Regions from separate parts of the Mus musculus genome. Here region 1 is linked to region 2. Evidence: chromatin loops called from intact Hi-C (ENCODE). Cell type or tissue: left cerebral cortex. All regions are shown on one strand. Links, peaks and the distances in the headings refer to the core of each region. The heading gives the core; the rest is flanking DNA.

Region 1 (2,914 bases), core at 192-2,691, 56 kb after region 2:
CTTCTCCATTAGTGCCCCACGGAAAGGACTTGTTTTCTTTTTCCCCTCCTGTAACAAGAGGCCATTAACTCACTTCGATGGCTCAGAGGAAAAGGACTGAATTCTGCAAATGAACCTCAGCCAGCCCCAGCCCAGACACTCACTGCCATATCTGCACAAACAATGTCAGGGCTCTCCCTCCCCAGCTCCCCTCGCCCCAGACACCCACCCTGAGGCTCACTTTTAGCTGGGAGCAATGTTTGTGTGTGGAACGCTTCATGTGGAAAGGAGAGGTAGAAGCCCAGGGAGCGGCTCGGAGACGGAGACACACCACTTTTTCCTGTTCCTTTGCTCTTCCAGAACAAGCCCTAGACAGCCGTGTATTGGAAAACTTTTATCTAATCGTTCTGACATTTTCCTTCCATCGTGGAAAATTCTTCCTAGGAATAATCTTTCAGACAATTCTTCTAATGTTTAAAACATTACGTCCTCCAGCCTGGAAGCCAGAGTCAGACACACACTGTCTCTCTCTGTCTGTCTGTCTGATACTGTCTCTGTTTCTGTCTACCTTCCTCCTGTGTGTGTGTATGTGCATGTACATGTGTGTGTGCATGAGCGAGAGAAAGAGAGCAAGAGAGAGAGAGCAAGAGAGAAAGAGAGAGAGAGAGAGAGAGAGAGAGAGAGAGAGAGAGAGAGAGAGAGAGAGAGAAGGCCAGAGTGCATGTTTGTGTGCATGGTTGCACCCATGTGTGCACATGCAAGAGGAAGCCAGAGGTCACCTTTGAGTGTCACTGCTCAGAATACCATCATCTATCTTTAAAAGATATTTTCCCCTCACTTTTACTTGAACCTTGATGACTAGGCTAGGATAACTGACCAGTGAGCCCCAGGGTTTTCTGTCTGTCTGTCTATCTGTCTGTCTTTACTTCCCCAGTGCTGGAATCACAAACATACCACTGTGCCCCACTTCCTTATGTGGATTTTGGGGATCAAACTCAAATCTTTCCACTTGTATAGTGAACACTTTCCTGACTGAGTCATCTTTCCAAAACCCCCAAGTCTTTTAATGGCAAGTATTTCTGTATTTGCTGTTATTGCTGTTCGACAAAGGAAGCAGCATTTTAAGCCAATGTCAAGATGCCTACATATGTATGTTTCTCTTTACAGGAAAGTCCTGATGCTGGGCTGATGAGCCTGCCACTCCCTTAGCTCACCTCTGCCTGCATCTCTTTCCCACTGATGGTCTTCCTCTGGGGCAGCTGAAACCCTGCGTCCTGTCCCTGAGCTGCCTGGAGAGGATGGCTGACGCCACATCAGTTACCTTCCATTGCTGCAAGAAGATGCCCGAGGTAAATGATCAAAAGTAGAAAGGTCCGCCACTTGTGCCTAGTTTCAGATTTCTGACCACGGTTGCTTGGCTTTGCTGTTGCAGAGTCTGTGGGGAGTCACAGTCTGCCAGTGGGTGTGGAGCTGAAGCAGACAGGCAGGAGCTGAGGCACACAGGCAGGAGAAATAGAGACAGCTCCTGCAAAGGCATAACCCACACACCCACTTCTCACCCCATAAAGTTTCCTGGTCCCCAGTAGTACCAGTAGCCAGAGACCAAGCCTGTGACATTTGGCGGGCACTTGAGATCCAAATTCTGTATGGATCCCAGAGGGTTTTATATGTGTGTGTATGTATAATGTATACATGTCTGTGCATGTTCACATGTGTATGAGGGAGTGGGTATATGTGTGTTCATATGTGCGTGCATGTGTGCAATGCTGTAAGTCAGCTTTGGGTGTTGCTTCTCAGGGTGCTATTCACCTTGCTTTCCTGAGACAGGGTCTCTCGTAGCTGGCAACTTGCAGATTGGGCAAAGCCGACTTGTCAGCCACGGAGTGACCATGCAATCCACAAATCTACTTCTGCTGCCAGAATTACAAGTGTGCCACGGCATCTGGCTCTTTTACATAGGTTGTGGGGATCGAACTCTGGTCTTCATGTGCACATGACGATACTTAACTTTCTGAGCTCTCGCCCCAGCTCACAGTTTTATCCCTGACTCCTTATTCATCTCCTTACCTCACATTCAGGAAGCTGACAAGGAAGTCCAGGTCTCTCTCCATCAGAGCCGATGAGAAGTTCAGACCTCACACACCGCTGTTCATGTGCTAGGACCATCTTCTACCCATGGTAAGTACAGCACAATACAACACAACACTGTGACTTTCATTTGGCTGTTTTTCACTGTCTGGGAATCTGCCTTAGGCTTGCTATGAAACCTCATGATAGAGTAGCGGCCATTTCCTGGTTTTCCCTGGTGGATGCCTGTGTGCTGCCACGAGTCACCAAACAAATTGTGGGTGAAAGTTCATCCCACCTCTTTAAATGAGTTTGTCAATAGGACGTGTCCTCTCTGACCTTTGACCTTGCCCTGTGTCTTCTTAACTATGGTCTAGCCAGTCTCTTAGGATATGGAACAGCAGCAACCACAGTAACAGAACGGATAACAAGGATGACTGAGAGGACAGGAAGGGGCATCTTGGTCCAAGGTGAGGCTGTGGGTTACTCCCTGTGGTGATTTGGATAAGAGTGGACCTCACAGGTTCATAAGTTTGAATTCTTGATCCTGAATTGGTGGACTCTTTGGGAAGGATTAGGAGGTGTGGCCTTGTTGGAGGAGCTGTGTCACTGGGGGTGGGCTTGGAGGTTTCAAAAGCCCACACCAGACCCAGTCTTGTTCTATCTGCCTCCACCTTGGGGATCAGATGTAAGATCTGCTGCAGCAGCGCCATGATCTACTGCTCCAGCACCATGCCTGCACCATGACTACCTCCATACTACGATGGGCGTGAGCTCATACTTTGAAACTGCAAGCGAGGCCCCAATTTAGTGTTCTCTTCTATGTTTTTTTGGCCAGTGGTGTCTCTTTACAGCAATGTATCAGGAA
Region 2 (2,914 bases), core at 236-2,735:
AAAATAAGCCCTTTTTCCACTTAGTTGCTTCCCACACAGAAGATTTATGTGCATATATGTGTGTTGGGAGATTGCGTCTGCCAAGGTCAGAAGAAGGAATCAGATTCCCCAGAGCTATAAAAGCTACATGTGATGGTGACTGACTGACTTGGGCGCTGGGAACTGGGTCCTCTGCAAGAGTAGAGCATCTTAGCTCCTGAACCTTCTCCCCATGATTCCTCTCAGTTGTTTTTGTCATGCTATCTAGCAACAGGAAGTAAAACTGAGACAGTTTCCAGGGACTCCCTGTTTCGAGAGCGCCCTATAGATATAAAACCCAGCTGTGAGCCATGATTCCTTCATGGAAATGACAAACTGTCTGCATGCAATCTGTGCATATCATCCTCAGTACTTTAAACCATCTCCAGATCATTTATTGAACTTAACATGGTATGCATAATACATGGTGAAGTAGTACTGTGCTGTCTGCTTGGGGAATAATTATTAGAACAATGTCTGCATATGTCTAGGGCAGGTGCAACTGCACCCAGTATCTTCATGCCTGGGCAGCTCCAACCTACAGATAGAGAACTCAAGAAGTCGAGGGAACACTGAGTGTGGATGTAAGGAAGGAAGGAAATAGAACTGTGAGAACCAGGCTAGCTGACTTGAACCAGAGCTGTGGAAGCAGCTGAGTAAGGGACCTAAGCTTTGAAAGAACTAGCGGAGATGAAACTCTTGACTCTGCAACTGTCTATGTGAGGCAGCACAAACTTTCAGCCTCTCTAGACCTCATCTCTTTAATTTTTAACTGGGAGTAAGTCCTTTATGCCAGTGTGGGGTTTTTACCCCATCCTCAGTACCAACCTCTGTCATTGTTTGCTGTTTGTTGCTTCGGTAAAACACTGATGAAAAGCAACTTCGGGAGGAAAGAGTTTATTTCATCTTACAGGCCACAAGTCTTTGTGAGGGAAGTCAGGGTAGGAAGCCAAGGCAGGAACTAAAGCAGAGACTGTGGAGGAACTCTGTTTATTGGCTTGCTTCCTCGGTCTTGCTCAGCTACCTTTCTTATACAGCTCAGACCTACCTGCTAGAGGATGGTGCTGCCCACAGTGGGCTGGTACCTCCAACATAAATCACCAGTCAATAAAATGCCCCATAGACCTGCCTACAGGTCAGTCTGGTGGAGGCAGTTCCTCAATTGAGATTGCCCCTTTCTGGGTAATTCTGTACTTATGATTAGGTAAAGCAGAACTATGACAGTCATGATTAAATTAGCGCCTTCACAAAGCCTTATTCTAAAAACATAATAAGTTATTTTTTTCTCTTGATGATACCAGAAGTTATGCAAATATCTTACAAAAGTGTTACCAGCATTTATGTACAGTCAGCTTCAATGATTTATCATGATAATATTTATTTAAAGCTTGCTTGGCCAGATCCAGAACTTATCTTACATATGAAATTATAAATGTCAGATTGACTACTCATAAAATAGTTTGGGTGTAGCAATATTATCCCAAGTTTTCAGAGACAAAGCAGTATCGATACATATTTAGACCTCCCTTTTAACTTGCATATGTTGGAGCAAGTTCATTTATGCCACCCTCGTCCAAGTGAATAACTTAGCATTATGGTTTCTCCTGTTTCTGATGACATTTAGGAAAAGCCCAATTATCAAGCAACTAAAGCCCTTCCAGTAGCAAGTAATTAAACTTCCTGAACATCCCCAGTGCTGTGCAGGTTATTCTTAGACAAGCGCTACCAATGTCACTTTAGGTGTGATATTTAGGTACACACACAATTCTGCTCCATTCTTTAGATCAAAATAGAGCCAGCTGGAGAGTCTATTTTAAGAACAAGCAAAAGGATATGTAGTGGAGAAATCTAACGCAGTCGCAGAAAAGAAACAAACCTACCGAGAAGTAGCTCTAGGCTCCCCGCTCAGCCCCAGGGAGCACTTTGCCCTGCCTCGGCAGCCAGCAGCCAGGGAAGAGCTGGCCTCAAGGCCCCAGAGCATCTTATAGCACCTGCCTGCTGACGGAAACTGATGACTCCGACATTCCTCGGAAAAGATAACGTTGGCGATTACAGGGGAACTCTACCTGACTGGCATGGTTTTCCCCTACCTCATTGGCATTCTAAGAATCGGGGGGGGGGGAATCTCCCCTTTGAAAAGCAATAAATGGGTATGCATTATCTTATGATTCAGGCACTAATCGTTCTGGTAGAGGGGCATTTTGGCAATAAAATTCATTTTAGAATGAATGCAGGCAAATCTCTTCATGGAAACAAGAGTCCCCATTGAAGGCCAGCACCTGCTCAGGATGTAAAATGGTGCCACAGGCCATTAAATCTTCCTGTTTCATTGTGAACACCCCTTGAAATGGTCTTTTTGAAATTTTTTTTTCTTGAAAAGACATGTTTTGTTTTCATTGAAAGGAAGAGTGTAAGTTACTTAGAGCTTCAACTTCTTGAAGCCTACTTTACACTTCCTAGGATCTATTCCTTAGAGCCAGGGACATTGCAGGAAGCTTGGAAGTTCCTTCTTGTGCCCCAGACCATACTCTTTAGTTTATAATGAGGGAGAAAGTAACCCTGCTGAGGCTTGGAAAGGGCCTACCATGCTGAATGCAGAGGCAGGCTGTGGCAGGAGCTCTGCCACAGGCAAGCACAGCTTACCTGCAAGTGTGCAAGCGACCGGCTGTGCTTAAGGAGAAAGACAGAGGAAGGAGAGCTCTGGGGAACAGGCATGCCACTCAGCCCACTGAATCCAAAACAAGGGCTTAAGTTTTTCCAGGACAAGTGAAACGTGAGTGTCCTGCACACCGAAGAGGTGCTTCCTTCTGTACAGCGCTTTCCAGATTCTGGGGACTGTGGCCTTGTTCCTGGGGCTTCTGTTTCTCCCTCTGTCTCTCCCTCATTCTTGCTGGGG

The links. A loop is a pair of places that touch in the nucleus more often than their neighbours do. Peaks named below come from ENCODE experiments on the same cell type or tissue, not always from the same donor. Only the 100,000 strongest peaks of a DNase experiment are listed, where the experiment ranks them.
Region 1: it touches region 2 in a loop (1.9-fold over the local background); 2 of 42 quality-filtered maps call a loop at or near these places.

The regions. Positions count from the first base shown.
Region 1 is chr16:95,236,133-95,239,046 of GRCm38, reverse strand. Gm31641 (predicted gene, 31641) reads left to right here. Exons shown (of 5, transcript NR_153766.1): 2 at 1,147-1,328; 3 at 2,058-2,157. Among named protein-coding and RNA genes, the nearest start is that of Gm31754, 3.3 kb to the left of the region's middle. In left cerebral cortex, for the core only: no CTCF peak of the experiment used is centred there; a DNase peak (open chromatin) is centred at 1,443.
Region 2 is chr16:95,292,166-95,295,079 of GRCm38, reverse strand. All of the region lies in intron 3 of Kcnj15 (potassium inwardly-rectifying channel, subfamily J, member 15), which reads right to left. Among named protein-coding and RNA genes, the nearest start is that of Gm31641, 34 kb to the right of the region's middle. In left cerebral cortex, for the core only: no CTCF peak of the experiment used is centred there; DNase peaks (open chromatin) are centred at 1,111 and 1,752; H3K27ac peaks cover 468 bases.